2 separate regions of the Mus musculus genome follow, and region 1 is linked to region 2. A link is a loop called in an ENCODE intact Hi-C map of the cell type or tissue named here. Cell type or tissue: heart. All regions are shown on one strand. Each heading gives the region's core, and the rest is flanking DNA. Links, peaks and the distances in the headings are about the cores only. Region 1 holds the start of Gm36841 (a long non-coding RNA gene). Region 2 holds the start of Prkab1 (protein kinase, AMP-activated, beta 1 non-catalytic subunit).

Evidence for each region. Hi-C counts contacts between places; a loop is a spot of excess contacts. Peaks named below come from ENCODE experiments on the same cell type or tissue, not always from the same donor. Only the 100,000 strongest peaks of a DNase experiment are listed, where the experiment ranks them.
Region 1: a loop joins it to region 2, with 2.3 times the contacts of the local background. A loop is called at or near these places in 3 of 42 quality-filtered maps.

The regions. Positions count from the first base shown.
Region 1 is chr5:116,404,482-116,412,813 of GRCm38, forward strand. It overlaps Hspb8 (heat shock protein 8), which reads right to left. Exons shown (of 3, transcript NM_030704.3): 3 at 4,010-5,009. The coding sequence ends at 4,850. Gm36841 (a long non-coding RNA gene) reads left to right here and starts at 2,199. Exons shown (of 6, transcript XR_878708.2): 1 at 2,199-2,388; 2 at 5,700-5,921; 3 at 6,967-7,052. In heart, for the core only: a CTCF peak has its summit at 4,698; no DNase peak of the experiment used is centred there; H3K4me3 peaks cover 616 bases; H3K27ac peaks cover 1,043 bases.
Region 2 is chr5:116,019,663-116,027,994 of GRCm38, forward strand. Prkab1 (protein kinase, AMP-activated, beta 1 non-catalytic subunit) reads right to left here and starts at 4,766. Exons shown (of 7, transcript NM_031869.2): 1 at 4,429-4,766; 2 at 1,821-1,984; 3 at 712-805; 4 at 342-456. The coding sequence starts at 4,587. It overlaps Gm13842 (predicted gene 13842), which reads right to left. Exons shown (of 2, transcript NR_165276.1): 2 at 6,749-7,453. In heart, for the core only: a CTCF peak has its summit at 4,968 (motif pointing right); DNase peaks (open chromatin) are centred at 2,019 and 4,819; H3K4me3 peaks cover 2,627 bases; H3K27ac peaks cover 4,621 bases.

The sequences.
Region 1 (8,332 bases), core at 281-8,280, 380 kb after region 2:
ATCTACCTTTCCATCTATGTGTCATTTTACTACCCACCAATCCTTCAGCCTCTTTCTCCATCCATCCATCCATCCATCTATAAATCTATCTATCTATCTATCTATCTATCTATCTATCATCTATCTACCCATCCTTTTATCCATTCCACTCTTTTATATTCATTTCTCCATCTATCTCTCTTTTAACACCCACCAATTTTCTCCTTCTTTATCCCACCCACCCATCCATCATCCATCCATCCACCCACCCATACATCTATTCATCCATCCATCATCCATCCATCCACCCATCCATCCGTCCATCCATTCATCCTCTTAATCTATCCCACCTTCCACCCATCTACCCCTTCCTCCATTCCCCATCCTTCCCATCCATCTGTCCAGTAAGTATTTATTGTCTCCAACATACCAAACATTGTACCTAACATTTTGGACAACACAGAAAAGCAAAAATGTACCATTTGGGACTGGATTTTATTTTATATATAAAGATGCTGAGGGCCTGGATGATTTAATACACATGTGGTTTTGCCACCAATGCAGCACGATTGTGGGGCTTGCTTTGTAGGGAGTAACATAGTGATGGGCTTACTTGGCTAAGCCTGTTGTGAGGCCCCAAGTCTCTGCAGGACTTGAGCAAGCAGTGCAGATCCACCGCTAGATACTGCGGGAGGTCTTAGGCGGTTGCAGGGAAGAGACAGAGAGGCAAAGAGCTGGAGGCAGAGTGTTCACAGCCAACAGAATAGCAAGTACCAAGGTCCTGGGGTGAGAATGAGCTCATTGTGTGTGTGAGGGGAGAGAGGAAGTGACATCAGAGGGCACAGACATGGGAGAGGAAGTGATATCAGAGAGGACTCAGGAGAGGAAGTGACATCAGAGGGGACTTGGGAGAGAAAGTGACATCAGAAGGGACTCAGGAGAAGAAGTGACATCAGAGGGGACTTGGGAGAGGAAGGAGGCAATGACAAGGGTCAGGGCACACAGGATTTTGAAGGCAGTAGATTGGATTTTGGATTTTGTTTGTTCAGTCTGTTGGTCTGCGTATTTAGCAAGCATGAACCACTTGTACACAGCAGGCAGTGGGTTAAAAGTTAGATTCAGTATCGAGGCATCAAGACACGGGTCTGTCTGTCTGTCTGTCTGTCTGTCCATCCTGAGACCTCAGACTAGTAGGTGGGATAGCAGAAATCTGGGAAATCCAAACTCTCCCAAGATATTTGAACATGAGTGGTGTAGACTTCCTGTCAAGTGCCCTCCATAGAATCGTCTTCTGACTCAGGAAGTCCTTTCTCATGGCCCTTCACACTCACAGTCCCTTCTTGAAAGGAATTCTCCTATTTCCTTTGTTCTGGGTTACCCTCAAACCCTATCCCAACCTTGCCCAAAGCTTAGCCATGTGAAGCACCTGTGCATTCAAAAATCCTCCCCACAGGTGGGACTGACATGTGAGTTTTATATCACAACGCAAAGAATTTTACATACAATATCAAGTACTATATTTTTAGTTTCCAGGTGTAGCCTGTGCCCAGGTATGCCCTGTGTTCAGGTGTGACTGTGCCCAGGTGTGCCATATGTCCAAGTGTGCCTGTGCCCAGGTGTGCCCTGTGTTCAGGTGTGCCTGTGTCCAGGTGTGCCCTGTGTTCAGGTGTGCCTGTGTCCAGGTGTGCCTGTGCCCAGGTGTGCCTGTGCCCAGGTGTGCCTGTGCCCAGGTATGCCCTATGCCCAGGTGTGCCTGTGCCCAGGTGTGCCCTGTGCTAGGTGTTCTCTGTACCTAGCATTCCTCCCTGGTCACCTTACATTAATGTCCAGCTATTCATCATCTTCACTTACTATGGTGCTCCCTCCAGTCCTCCTGGAAGATCACTGTGGCCTTTTGTGCACTGGGCCTCATGGGGATCAACCTCCATTCCAGCAGGTTGACACTGAGTTGTTGGACCTGGAAATACCACCTTTGCTTTGCTTTTCTCCTTGTCTTAAGACAGTTTAAACACTTAATTATTAAGTAGTATTAATACCTAGTTGTGTTTGGGGGCACATTAGATGTTTAGAGAATATTTGCTGAGCAAATATCAAACGAGCAGTAACTCCTCTCTAATTGGGACTATTTCCCACTCTCTTCCTTGAAACTGGGCCGGCTAGGATCATTTGGGTTTTGCTTGATGTCATCATTATTTGTTTTGCCTTGTGAGCACCCACCCTGGCAGAATGGGTTGTACTATGTTGGGATTGGAGGAAGTGACTAAGGCTCTGGATGGCATATGAGAGGCTCAGCTGAGATCCTAGAGAATTAATTGGACAACAGGGTAGGAAAGTCATTCTTGGATGACACAGAGCTGTAACCAACATCCTGATGGCTTTAAGGGCCAGTCTGTGAAGAATGGAGAGGAGGTAGGTGAAGCAGGAGAATGGAGATTTGTGACGTGGGGGAGAAAGGTGTGTGTGTGTGTGTGTGTGTGTGTGTGTGAGAGAGAGAGAGAGAGAGAGAGAGAGAGAGAGAGAAGAGAAAGACAGAGATGGATAGATAGATGATATATTAGATAATAGATAGATACATAGATACATATATAGATAGATGATAGACAATAGGTAGATGATAGATACATAGATAATACGTGGATGGATAAATAGATGATAGATGATTGATAGATAGATAATAGATGATAGATAGATAATAGATGATAGATAGATAGATAGACAATAGGTAAATGATAGATGATAGATACATAGATGATAGATAATAGATAGACACATACATATATAGATAGATAGATGATAGTTAGATGATAGATGATAGATACATAGGTAAATGAGAAAGAGAGAGAGAGAGGGAGGGAGGGAGGCAGGGAGGGAGGGAGGGAGGAAGGGAGGGGGAGAGAGCGGCATCTGGCAGGCTTGTGAGTCTTCTGGAGTTGGTCCTATAAACAATGGACTTTCAGAACAGGAACAGCACGTCTTTCTCCTCGGCTGGTGTGTTTTCTTGTGCTTCAGGCACCTCACACACCCCACATAGCCCCACCTCCACCCCCCCACTGTTTGTTCAGCTCTTAGAATTGTGCCTGATTCCTCAACCCTGACTTGCCTGACTCTTGTCTAGTCAAAGCCTGATTTGAAATCTCTCCTCTCCTTTCCCAGCATGGGACTGACTTTGACAATGAAAACTCAGCTTTTGCTTTGCTGGGAGAATGGAGAGGGGCTGAGTGAACACCCTAGGCTGCCTGGAAGCATGGCTTACCTACCCGGTGTGTGATTTGGATGGTGCATTTCATCTTTCTGGGCCTCAGTTTCCCCATCTGTAGAGGGGGAGCTAAGACTTGGCCCTAGCTCCTAGGAGCCTCGTGTGATTGGATATATAAAATCAGTTAGCTGGAGCGTCTTAACAACTAGTAAGGATTCAGGGTCACTGTCCCAGCTTGATTTCTGCTGCTGCAATACAACACTAGCCAAAGCCTAATTGGGGGAGGAGGAGATACCTGGCTGGTACCCTTCCACTGTGAGCCAGAGAAAATCTTTCCTTCCTTAAGTTGCTTTTGTCAAGATATTTTTTCACGGCAACCAGAAAAGTAGCTATGACATCATCCTGTTCTCTCGGGCTGCCAGGAATTGGACTCTGAACAGACACGTGCCCTGTTTTAGTCCAAGGACATCAAAGAAGACGTTTACTGGACTTCTGGGAAATGAGAAAGCACACAAAGAAATCTTTCACCTTTTACCCCCGGACTTCTCCTCCCTACATTGTCATGGGAGGATGAGATTCTTGCATCAGTATTTCAACCACGAGGACAGACTATGACTGTGTAGAGTCACCACAAAAGGCATAGACCAAATACTGGAGTCAGAGCTGCAAAAAACAACTCTGCAGGCACATTTAAATGTCTGGTGGAGTTGGCTGAAAGCATTTATACCGCCTAGCCCACTACTCACGCAGGTTTCATTACTTGAAGTCGTAGCATCTTGATGGTGTATACCTTAGTGGTAGAACATTTAGTTTCTCGCTAAATGAAGCACAACATGCTAAGAACATCAGCTCCTTTATTATCATCATTATTATTCACCGTTATTTTCCCTCTAAACAACAGCACAATTCACACAACAAAGACACACACATCCTCCCCACCCCTCAAACACACACACAATGCCACTAGCCTGCGTGCAGGCTGTCTGGCCTTTGCTTGGTTCCTTGCGGAGCTGCTCCAAGACAGCTCTCTGTAAAAATGTGACTTGGACACAGGGGACACAATAAAGGGGGACCTTAGCCAGAGAATTAACTGAGGGGCTCCCAGAGTTCTTGGTGGTGATGGTTTGAGAGCCATGGGGTCATGCTGCAAAAAAAAGGCACTGTGTTGTGTGGTGAAGGATAAATCCCATATGGGGATATAAGACCTGCCCATAACCTCTTCTAGACAAAGAGTTTAGAAACACACTGAGGTGAGCCAATGAGTCCCATCAACCAAGCCACGTAGAAGGAGGGTCCAGAGCAGGGATCTGGGTGATGGGAAGGTCCCCAGAGAAAAGCAACTCTTGCATTAACTGCAAGGTAAAAATTTAACATGAAATCTTCAGTCCCCATTTGCTTGTTTTGCAACTGTAGACTGCGAGACGTCTTCACCCAGATAAGATGAAGAAAAACCTCCCAATCCTTTGACCTAACGCAACCAAGCAAGGCTGACCCATTGCGTCACCCTGTGGAGAAATCTATTACTACATCATCCAGGGACGGTCGTTCGGTTCTCCCTCCCATCCCCCAACATCTGAGTTGCCTTAAATCTGAGTGCTGCTAAAGTAGTGTACCCTCAAATCAGAGAGTCCCTGGGGCTGGGGATGGGAGCGAAGAAGGACCAAGGCTGACGTCTTAGGAACAGGTGACTTCCTGGTTGTCTTGAGGAAGCTCGTTGTTGAAGCTGCTCTCTCCAAAGGGTGAGTACGGAGGGACCTGGGGAGCCTCGATGATGAGCAGGCCCTCTGGAGAAAGCGAGGCAAATACAGTGGCTGGATCCACTTCTGCAGGGAGCCTGGGAGAGCAAAACAGAAGGTCTTACCACTGATTGTTTTTCATATAGCTAAAGCTACCGTGTTCATTGAAAAGAAAATGTTCCTTTGAATGCAAGCATGTGTATGGTACAAGTGTATGTGTGTGTATGTGTGTGTGTGTCTGTATGTGTGTGCATGTGTATGCTTGTATGTGTGTGCATGTGTGTGTACATGTGTGTGCCTATGTGTGTATGTGTGTATTTGTGTGTGTATCTGTGTGTATCTGTGTGTGTATGTGTGTATGCTTGTATGTGTATGTGTGTGCATGTGTGTATTTGTGTTTCCTATTTCCTATTATCAGAAGCCCAAAGCCCTCCCAAAGCCACCTTGCCAGACCGGAACTTTGAAGATCAACAAAGGTGCTTCTGTAGGACTTGGATAACCGCCAAGCCAAGCTTTGAAAGCAAGAAGACAATGCCTGGCTGGGGGCCTCCCTCCTACAGCCCCTCCCCTCCCACTGTGAGGGGGATGTATTTTAACTGTTCGTGTGCTAGCCCGGTATAAGTATAGCTTGCCTCACACCCCCCCACACTCCCCACCCCCCCACCCCCCACCCCCCCACACACCCCCACCCCCACCCCCGGCCAGCAGAGCTGAATTTACGTTCTGGTTCTCCAACCAGCAGAAGGGAACTGATGGTCTGACCTCCTCCCAAACCTACTTCCTTGTAGGGAAAAGAATGCCAGATTCGTATCCTGGAGTCACACTGAGTGGTGCGAGGATGCCTTGCCCTGTCACTGGCCCCGCAAGCTGGCATCCTGACAGTTGTAGATATTTGATATGTATCAGAGCCCAAAAGACCTTCCTAGTGACCCAGAAGGATGATCTCGTACATGGAGAAACGGAAGCCTGGAGACAGAGCTAGACTCGTTCCAGTAAACTGGATTCCCGAGGTAGGGAGAAGTTAAGTTCTCCTTTTGGCTCTCATTTGCATCTGAATGTCGGCCCCCCACCGAGTGCTAAATACCCAAGACGCCTCTGGGGCCCTTCACTAACTGCTTTCTCTTTCCTGGTAAAAGCTGGCTTAAAACTTGGGTCCCAGAGCAACTGGCTTTATCTCATTAGAACTGGCCCAGGGTAGAGTCTTTGAGTTTATTTCCCTCATAGGTGGGTTCTTGAGGGATCACGTCGTCGGTGGTGAGAATTTAATGTTATTAAAAGCCAGCTGACCGTGGAGGGGGGTAAAGCCCTAAGCCGGTGATGGGAGGAATGGAAGTTTACTAAGTCTGAGAACATGGGGACAGTGAAAGCTGTCATCTGAGGTCCCTTGATCCAGCAGGAAGGTAGAGAGAGGGACCTGTGGTCAAATTCCACGGTACCTCATTTCTTTTAGAGACAGTTTTTATCAAAGTGTGTGTGAGTGAGTGAGTGTGTGTGAGAGTGTGTGAGTGTGTGTGTGTGTGTGTTCACGTGGGTATGACCTCATCTACAAGCATGTGGAAGTCAGGAATCAACTTTGGGTGTTGTTCCTCAGGAATTTTCCAGCCTGATGATGATGATGATGACGACGATGATGATGATTTCATCGATTTCATCATCTTTATTGGTGGGATCTATTCTGGAGATCTGGGACGCCCTGACTAGGCTAGGCTGTCCGGCCAGCATATCCCAGGGAACCTCTTGCCTCCGCCTCCCCAGCCTTGGGATTGATGAGCACATGACACCATGCTGGAATTCCTTCATGGGTTCTGGGGCTGGAGAGCAGGTCCTCCTGTGTGTCTAGCACCACATGGACTGAGCTATTATCTCCCCAGCTCCCAACTCCCCAGTTCCCTTTCCTTTCCAACCCCTGGTGTCCCACGCTCTCCCTTGAAGAGCCTGGTTATCTGAGCATCCACACAAACCCTGCAGAGGTGTTCTCCCTGGGTCTTGTCTCCTCAGCCTTCCGTTCCCCAGCTCCACCGACATGCTCAGATCTCTCCTTCTTTTCTCCTCCAGGGTTTTCTAAAGCTCTGCATCTATTTGTTACCAGCGCTGCGACTCTGTCACCCGCCCCTCCCAACTCCAGTTTCCTCACGGACAAGGTGGGTTTAATAACCTCGCCCAATGGGATTCTTTTAGGACTAAGCCTGTAGACCTCATAACATGGCCACAGCAAGCCACAGAGGTCAAGCAGGGGCTGACCAGATACCCGAGGAGCTGTGAGGCAAAGAGAACAAAGTGTGATGCGCTGGGCATCTTCCCCATGACTTCCTGAATCCTGTTTCCTGTTTTGTCCTCCAAGCTGGGGGTCGAAAAGGGCCTGCCTCCGACCTGCTAGGTACCTCCAAACTGTCTCTCCTACCCAACACAGATAGGCCTCTGGGACAGGGTGTACTTCCAAGCCCAAGGCCTGTACTTAGGTGAAATCCCACTCTGCATAACTGGGATCCTCAAAGAACCCTGGGCTTGTCTAATGAAATATTTCTGTCCTCTAAAGACAACCAAGTTCCATGTGTACAAGCATGTGGAGGTCGGGGGTCAACTTTGGGCATTTTTCCAGCATTATTGTCATGATGATGATGTCACAATAATTTCATCATCACCACCACCACCACCATCATCACCATCATCATTGGTGGGCTCTATTATAGGGATCTGGCCCAGGGTTATCCCAGTCTCCAGTTGGACGCCTTGATATCTCCCATTTGTCAAAGCCACTCTTGTGTAACTCCACCTTGTGGGGGGGGGGTCAGTTAATAATATTAATCCCCCCTTCCACCAAACAGTTTACTGTGTAGTCCTCCAACTCTCTAACATGGCCACACGTGGGAGAGGATGCAAGCTCAGGGCGGCTACCCGAGTTGCTCTAAGTCACCCACTAATTGTATCTTTTTTGCTTGTTTCTTTGTGTTTTTGTTTGTTTGTTTTGTTTTTTGAGACAGAGTTTCTCTGGAACTCACTCTGTAGACCAGGCTGGCCTCGAACTCAGAAATCCACCTGCCTCTGCCACCCAAGTGCTGGGATCAAAGGTGTGCACCACCACTGCCTGGCTCCATTAATTATATCTTAATATGGAAGCTCTCTACACCCGGGATGGGAATCAAAATACTAACAGAGTTAGGGGGTACGCTGGGCTTGGGCCATTCACAATGGATGGAGCATGCCATGCTGATAGAGGAAGACCCTGGGGACCTCCAGTTGTTGTTGAAGGAGGTTTGGGTGGTCCTAGCAACACAGTGAAGCTCAGCCTTGATCATTGGCGTGTTCGGTCCTTAGAGAAGGAGGTTGCGGAGTGGAATAATTGAACGGGGGCGGGGAGGGGAGGGAGAACCTGATGTAGGCAGCACCATCCCATGGACTGGAGGCGGAGGGCACAGACCCT
Region 2 (8,332 bases), core at 250-8,249:
TGGCAGTTTCCCTGGCAGTGGTTCACTACTGACCCAACGTGTCCTCGTGGGTCTCTTCAGGCCTGCCTATGGCATAACATCAAGTGTAGCTCTGTTCTAAAGCCAAGTGGAACTGCAAAATATCCCATAAGGCAAGGGCAGTGACTTATGGTTTCTTTGGGGGTTAAACTCCAACAGCCAGGGCCACTGGAATTAGGAAGGAACTGCTGTGGTCCGGAGAGCTACAACTGTCCACCTGGCTGGGCAGCTTTTGCTCAAGTGTGAGAGGCGAGGGAAACAGAGTATGTCCAGGCCACAGAGCCCCAGCCTGCACACACGTGGGATAAAGTAACTGTTCATACCAGACACATCGGAGCACTTTTGGGAATCCACCATTAAAGCATCAAATACTTCAAAGTCAGTTTTCTTCACTTGAATGATGTTGTTAACTGTGCCAAGCTGGCTGGTTACTATTGGCTGGGAAGAGACAGATAGGCAGAAATCATAACGTGGAAGGTCTGTGGATTCTTCAGAGGACTAGAATTCCTGGCTGGAAGGCCTCACTGCCTGGTTAGCGACTCTTGGTTAATTATACCAATGAGCTGGTAACTGGCGCTATCTAACTCAGAGCCACACGCAGGGAAGAGGGTCCTGATAGCACGCCACAAGGGAGGTGATGGGTGCTGGTTGTGCAGGTAGGTACTAGAGGGCCAAGGGCTGCAGGCAAAGTACCTCAGAAGGATCATGGGTCCACTGTCCATCCACGAAGAACTTGTACTGATGCTCTCCTTCAGGCAGGTCCAGGATGGCTACAAAGTTATTCTGGCTGCAGGAAGAAAGGAAGTAGAATTTCAGCTGGGTGGGCTGCCCTCTGACTCCAGGTATAACCAAGAGTTTGGCTGCAGGATGGCAAACATGGCAACCAATTCAGACAATTAATTCTTGGTCACGGCCACTAATGGAGCAGCAGGAAACTCACTTTGCTCAGACACTAGGAACCTAGAATCCTAACACTGGAAGGTCAACAAATGGCTGTTCATACCTTCCAAGTCTCCACGCAGAATACCACCGGGCGGGCAGGCGGGCTGGGTGCCACGGAGGTAAACATAGGCTGCCGAGCCATCCCTTTTGTCAGTGTGCCATGACAGGGACTGAGCCAGCGTAACAGGGCACATAGACGTTCTCCACACAGACCTGTCTAACTACCCCGCCACTCCTGAGATTGCTGTGGACTTGTAGCAGCCCTGGAAACACAGGGACACTGACAACAGTTGGGCTCAGACCAGCAGGGCACGGGCTCTCCCTCTGTTTACCAGAAGTAGTCACTGGTAAAGGCGCGATGACAGGAGTCCACACTAGGGTTTTTTTGTTTTGCTTTGTTTTTTTTGTTTTTTGTTTTTGTTTTTTTCGAGACAGGGTTTCTCTGTGTAGCCCTGGCTGTCCTGGAACTCACTTTGTAGACCAGGCTGGCCTCGAACTCAGAAATCCGCCTGCCTCTGCCTCCCGAGTGCTGGGATTAAAGGCGTGCGCCACCACTGCCCAGCCACATCAGGGTTTTGATAAATCGTCTCACTGAACCCTTGCTAATGATGTCTTCAGAGCATGGAACTTCCAACCTTCCAAAAAATAACACACAGGACTCAGTTAGAAGGGATCCAGGTCACCTGGTCCAGGAGTCCGATACAGAAGTGACCGTTCCATGCAGTAATGGGCTGGGATCCACACCCCTAAGGGTCCCAGCCCAGCGTTCTCTCCAATGCACCGGGAACAACTTTCTCAGAAGAAATGTATATCTAAATGTCAGAGCATAGCACAGAAATATCGTCCGCCGAGATCCTTACCTTCTCGTGAGGGGAAGCTTGCTCCAGTTGTTGAAGGACCCAGACAAGTAGACTTCCTTTCCACCCCCTGTCCATCGAAACACGGTGGGCCGGGCCTGGGCGGGGGCTTTATCATTCGCTTCCAGGTCGTGCTGCCAGGCCAGGAATTCCTCTTTCTCTGGAGCCTAAGAAGCAGAGGCGTTTACTTGGGGTCAGGCAGCTGGCAGCGAGCTCCCCACCCGAGACTGTTAACCTAAGAGGACAGCAGAGTCTAATCAGGCAGCTCTGCTTGTGTCTGCGGCACATGACTGCGTCTGTTCCCCCACCTGCCAATGGAGATAATAAGGACAACAGCTTCTGTCATATCGTGACGACTGAGACAGTCTGACACATGCAGTGCTTAACCAGCAGCTACTATTACTGCAACCAGACTTCACAAACTCTGGAGGAAGCTGCAAGGCCTACTCGGGAGAAGACAGCCATGAGTCCAGGGTGGGTTCAATATGCTCCACTTCCCTCATTAAGCAAGACTTGAGAGTATGTAAGAATTTACTAGGGATGGTCTCGGAGCTGTTAAAATGGACACAATCAGATGGGAAGGGAAGGGCTGGGGTACAGAGAACTAGATACAAATGGCAAATGGTAATATCCACTGAGGTATATCAGAGGAACTTACTCCAGCTAGAGACAAAGGAACACACCCCACCCTGGGGTGAGACACAGTTAGATAAGCATCATTTCTCTTCTTCAGTCAGAATCGAAGCCAAACACCGGACTTCTAGGGTGGAGAAAGCCCTGAAGGAGCCCTGGAGGCTTCTGTGACTTCCACTCCAGATACTGATCTGCTGTTATCTGAGAGATACCAGCAAGTCCCTGGATCTGAACCGTACAGATTGGATAACTAGCAGGGTTTGCTTGAGAGCTGTGGGGCTCTCACCCTTCCTAACGCTGCGCCCCTTTAATACGGTCCCCTATGTTGTGGTGACCCCCAACCATAAGACGATTTGGTTGCAACTTCGTATCTGTAACTTTGCTACGGTTCCGAATCGTAATAATACAAATATCCGACATGCAGGGTCTGGGGTGCCGACCCCTGTGAAGGGTCTGTTGGCTTCCAAGAGGGTGGCGGCCCACGGGTTGAGAGCCACCGCTTTAGAGGACAAGTAACTGTAGCTCCAGTGCTGAACTGGGGTAACAGGAAGAACCCCTGACTCGATCCATCAGCCACTACAGATGAAAAGAGAAAGGACGTCAGCTAAGTCCTTCCTCCCTGACCCTGAAGAGAACAGCACCACATCGCCCATTTCTTTTTAAAAAGTAAGTTTACTCAGTTCACTGCAAAGAGAGCAGAGGGCACTGCCAATATACACAGGCTACAACACAAATACCTTTTACTTCCTCTTAAATAGCCTTGGGCAAAAATGTCTTCTAGGGGTGGGGACAATCTCAACCGGGAAACACGCTAAAGATCGAGGTACACACCTTTCCCCTAATGCAACAAGCTCAGAAAACAAGCTCCTGCCACAAGACAAGTGTTCTGTGTAGCCCTGGCTGTCCTGGAACTCACTCTGTTGACCAGGTTGGCCTCGAACTCAGACATCTGCCTGCCTCTGCCTCCCAAGTGCTGGGATCAAAGTGCTGTGCCACCACTCCCTGGCAAAAGCAGGCTCTTTTAAAGTCAGACCCAAAATTAAGATCTGGAGAATAGTAATGTGGGTTATGTAGCCCAGTTAGGGGGTGGGGGTGGGGGAGTGAAAGCGGAGTGAGCTGGCCAGGCAATTAGCCTGTTTAAGTAATGGGGATTAGTTGGCAACCCGGCAAGTAACAGAGACCAGGCTGGTGAGCGCCAACGTTCCTGAATGTAGTTTATTCTGAGCAATTAGCTTCTTTCCTCCTAGAATCACCAAATGCCCTTGGACTGGGGCCCTGTAGCCGGAAGCACTGGCCACCTCACTGTGGTTTTAAGAGAATGTGGCTCAGGCAGGAACTTTCAGCTTGGCCTGCAAAAATCTGTTTGCTCTGGTCTGCTTAAAGTCCAAGGCATTATTTCAGTAACGTGGGAGAGAAGTGGGGGTAATTAGCTGCTGGCTGGCGTTCAGAGTGACTCTCGGTCACTGACCTCCTCCAGTGGAATTGCCGGATCTAAAATAAAGTGAGCAGGGTGGACTGAAACTGTCAGAACCAAACACCTCTGGCAGTCAGCTAGTCAACTTCATTTCCAGCTTAACGTATGTGCTCCCGTTTTACCGCCAAAAAGAACACTAGAACTCCCAACCCAACTTTTGCAAAAGCCGGTCGGCCTGAAGTGTCTCCAAGCCGCGCAATCAATTACACCGAAGAGAAAAGTCGACACGGGTGCTCAATTACAGTTTAGCTCGACTCTTAATTAATTAAGGATCTCAAACGCGGTCCCTGAGCTGCTTTCTCCTTAATGATGTTCAACCAAGCCCAGGGTGACTCTCCTCCCATCGGTAATTAGGCACAAGTCCCAGAACGGCAAAGAGGGCTATGACAGAGCCACCTCCCCCGCCCCCCCCCAAGGTGTGACGCTGGGAATGTGGCGGGAACTACAGCAAAGGGGGACCCTCCCCGTGAGTCAAGAGGGCTCCGACGCCCCTCCACTCAGCACCTTGATCTCTTCGGAGTGGAAGATGTCGGCGTCTTCAGGGCTGTCCATGAGGATCTTGGGCCTGTCCCCATCCTTGGCGCCCCCGGAGCTGTCCCTCCGCGGCGTCTTGTGGCCCGCCTGCCGCTCCAGCGCGGCGCGCTCGCTGCTCGTGTTGCCCATGGCTGGGAATCTGCAGGGACACAAGGAAGCCGGAAAGGCCGGGTCGGACCCCCGGGGATCGCGAGTCACGCCCTCTCGGATCGCGCGCTCGCTCGCCCGCCGAGCTCCGCTTTACCTGGCTCGGGCGACCGCGACTGGAACTCCGAACAGAGCCGGAGCGTAACCTGACACTCCTCCCGCAACTCCCCTCCACCCCTTAGCCACTTCCGCTTCCGGCCGGGCCCAGCGAAGGAAGGAAGGAAGGGTGGTCACTGGGGATGGAGCGCTCTCGGAGTTAGGGTGACATCAGTTCCGTTTCCGCCTCTTCCCTGCTGCTCAGCGCGAAGCGGTCGCGGGTGGTTCGGGGCTGCCACCAGATCGAGCTTCGTAGCGGCCAGCGGGAGGCGCGAGCGAGCGAGAATGCCAGAATGCCATGGATGGCGCCGACCACCTCACTCCAAGTTGGTTACTCTCCAGTAACTCGAATTACGAAACGCGAAACCCACGGCGGCTTGGAGCAAGCGCTTGCTCTTGCAGAGTACCCGGGTTCGGGTCCTGGCGCTTCCATGGTGGCTCACAACTGTTTGCAGTTTAAGTTCCAGGGGATCCCGGCGCCCAAGGCGGTGCACACATATACGGGAGGGCAGAGCATTCATACACATAATCGTAAAAACAAAACAAAACAAACAAGAAGAAGAAAAGGGAAAAAAAGAGAAAGCGCCGGGCATTGGTGGCGCACGCCTTTAATCCCAGCACTTGGGAGGCAGAGGCAGAGGATTTCTGAGTTCGAGGCCAGCGTGTTCTACAGAGTGAGTTCCAGGACAGCCAGGGCTATACAGAGAAACCCTGTCTCGAAAAAACCAAAACCAAACAAAAAACAAAACAAAACAAAAGAACCTCACGTTTAAGTCTCTCCCGTAGATGCACTGGCTCTCACAATTGAATGTATTAGGACAACCTAGGGCTCCTTCAAAAGGAAGGCCTCTCCAGAGTGGCCAAATCGTAATTTCTGTCTGTAGACTAAGGATGGAGGATGCTGACCATCTTCCAGGTGTTTGAGAAAACTTAAAGACCTAAGATTTCTGGGAAATTGACGTTCTCAGTTGGGTTCTGTTGTTTGTTTCAAGTTGAGTGCCTATTGATAAGTCTTTTTGCAAGAGCCTTGGGGCTACATTGGCCACATTATGTGTAAAATGTATCAGGGCTTAGTGTTTCAGCAGAGGTACAGACTGCTGTAATAAAACGATCTCAGCTTCACAGTCAGCCTTTAAAGAAACAACAACAACATTGTCTTGTGGGGTTTGTTTGTTTGCTTTGCATTGGATTTTCTAGGTCATGTCTTACATTTACCCATACATATGTTTTGGTTTTTTTGTTATTCTGTTTTTGTGTGTGTTTTTTGAGACATGGTTTCTGTGTGTAACAGCTCTGGCTGTCCTGGAACTTACTTTGTAGACCAAGCTAGCCTTGAATTCATAGAGATCCACCTTCCTCTTCCTCCCACTCAAGTGTTGGGATTAATGGTGTGTACCACCCTGCCCAGTGAACATCTATATTTTAAATTATCTGCAATGTGACACATTTTTGTTAAGGGAACCAGGGACCCCGATGTCTGACATGTGGTCTTCTAGAGGGACTTTAACAGTATCTATCTACAAGGAAACTTAAAAATTTATGGACAATTTCTAGTGGATTTCAATAAAAATTCACACATGAAAATGATATACGAGCATGCTTTCCTGAAGCATTGATTCTAACCACTATACTAATGCTAAGACGCATGTTTTAAAATATTTTATCGCCAGCATTGTGTGAGTGAGCATGAAGAGACGTTCTAACATTCCACATTCTAAAGCCAAGCCTCAGCCTGGCTCTGCAGTCAGCCCGACTGAGTTCAGATTCCAAATTTACCATTTAAGAAGTTCCATCATGGGGTCTATTGGGAAATGGCCCCTAAATAGCTATCTTAGAGGCCTGCTTTGTGACTCACTTTATAACAGTGCGAGAGTAGTGTGGTTACCGCTTGACTCTAGAATGCAACTCAATGGGTGTGGCTTTTTTTTTTTTTTTAATCAGCACCGTCCTTTTTGAAGATGGAAAGTTCTGGAAGGATGCATAGCAAACCCCATAGATTGTGAGAACGAAAAAGGAATAAACAGAAGAGAGAGTTTTGCTTCTTAGCTTGTGTGTTTATATACTTCTCTTTATTTATTTGCCAGTGAGGCTGTGAGCAAAAATAAGAGATGCTCCAAGTGTAAAGGAATCTTTACAGAGGAGGGGTGGACCACAGGAAGGTAAAGGCGCAGTTCGGAAGGAATTCTCTCTGAGCTAGGAGAAGGGCTGAGTGAGGGCCAAGGAGAATTTTCTGGAACCAACGACCAACAAGGTTGAGTTTACTCCATGAAATCTGAACCCGTTGAACGTTCCGGGATGAGCATGGTCCCCACGTTCTCCCGCAGGCAATGAGGAGGGCGCAACCAGAAGGCCTTTATCTGAGCTCTGCACATGCTTTGATGTGCCCGGACAGCCTCCAGACTTCTGCTCTTACTCAGATAACAGTGAAAGCACCATCCGGTGATACCCAGACACCCACGTGCATAGCCGGAAGATCTTGTGTTTTCCAGCCAACAAGACAGCCCAGTTCCCGGGATTGCACAAGTGAGCTCTGCTTGCGGGGATGCCCGCTACAGAAGGCAAGTGAGCACTGAGATCTTGGCTGAACCCTCTTCTCAAGACTGTGCTGTCTGGTTTGTATACCTCATGGGCTGACTCTAGCCTCTTTCCAACAGGAACAATCAACACAGAATCAAAGGTGCTGGCTGGAGAGATGGCTCAGTGGTATAGATGCTTGTATCCTGATGACCCGAGTTCAATCCCCAGACACAAACTGAGAGAAAGAGAGAACAATGTAACAATTGATAAATAATATCTTTTCTCCCTTTTCTCCTAGAATTAGAAGTAGCTCATCACCTGCCAAAAAACAATGCTACCCATAAATAAATTTCAGGGAATCACTCTAAATTCTTTTTTTTTTTTTTTTTTTTTTTTTTTTTTGTCGAGACAGGGTTTTTCTGTTTAGCCCTGGCTGTCCTGGAGCTCACTTTGTAGACCAGACTGGCCTTGAACTCAGAAATCCACCTGCCTCTGCCTCCTGAGTGCTGGGATTAAAGGCGTGTGCCACCACGCCCGGCTAAATTATTTTTTTTAATTTATTTTATTTATGAGTACACCATTGCTGCTTTCAGACACACCAGAAGAGGGCATCAGATCCCATGACAGATGGTTGTGAGCCACCATGTGGTTGCTGGGAATTGAACTCAGGACCTCTAGAAGAGCAGTCAGTGTTCTTAACCACAGAGCCATCTCTCCAGCCCCAAGTCAGTGCTCTTAACTGCTGAACCATCTCTCCAGCACCTCACTCTGTATTTTTAAAGAGACATTTTAATCATCAGAATATTGTGAAGATTGTAGAGAGAACCTCGTATAAGCAATATCTGTCAATAAAAAAAACAAAACAAAACAAAACCTATGGCCAATGAGCTGAGGCAGGAAATAGGAGATGGGACCCTGGCTGAAAGAGAGGATTCTGGGAAATAAGTAGAGGCACTATGGATTCTCCTGGGAACACAGAGAAGGTCAGAAGCATGTGAGCTAAGCAGAGGTAACCAGCCACATAGGGGATCTCAGGTAGAATAAAGCTCTGCCAGCACTGTCTGGTACAAAGCAGAATGAGGCAGTGTGTTGGAGTTTGCAGCTTCAGCAAAGA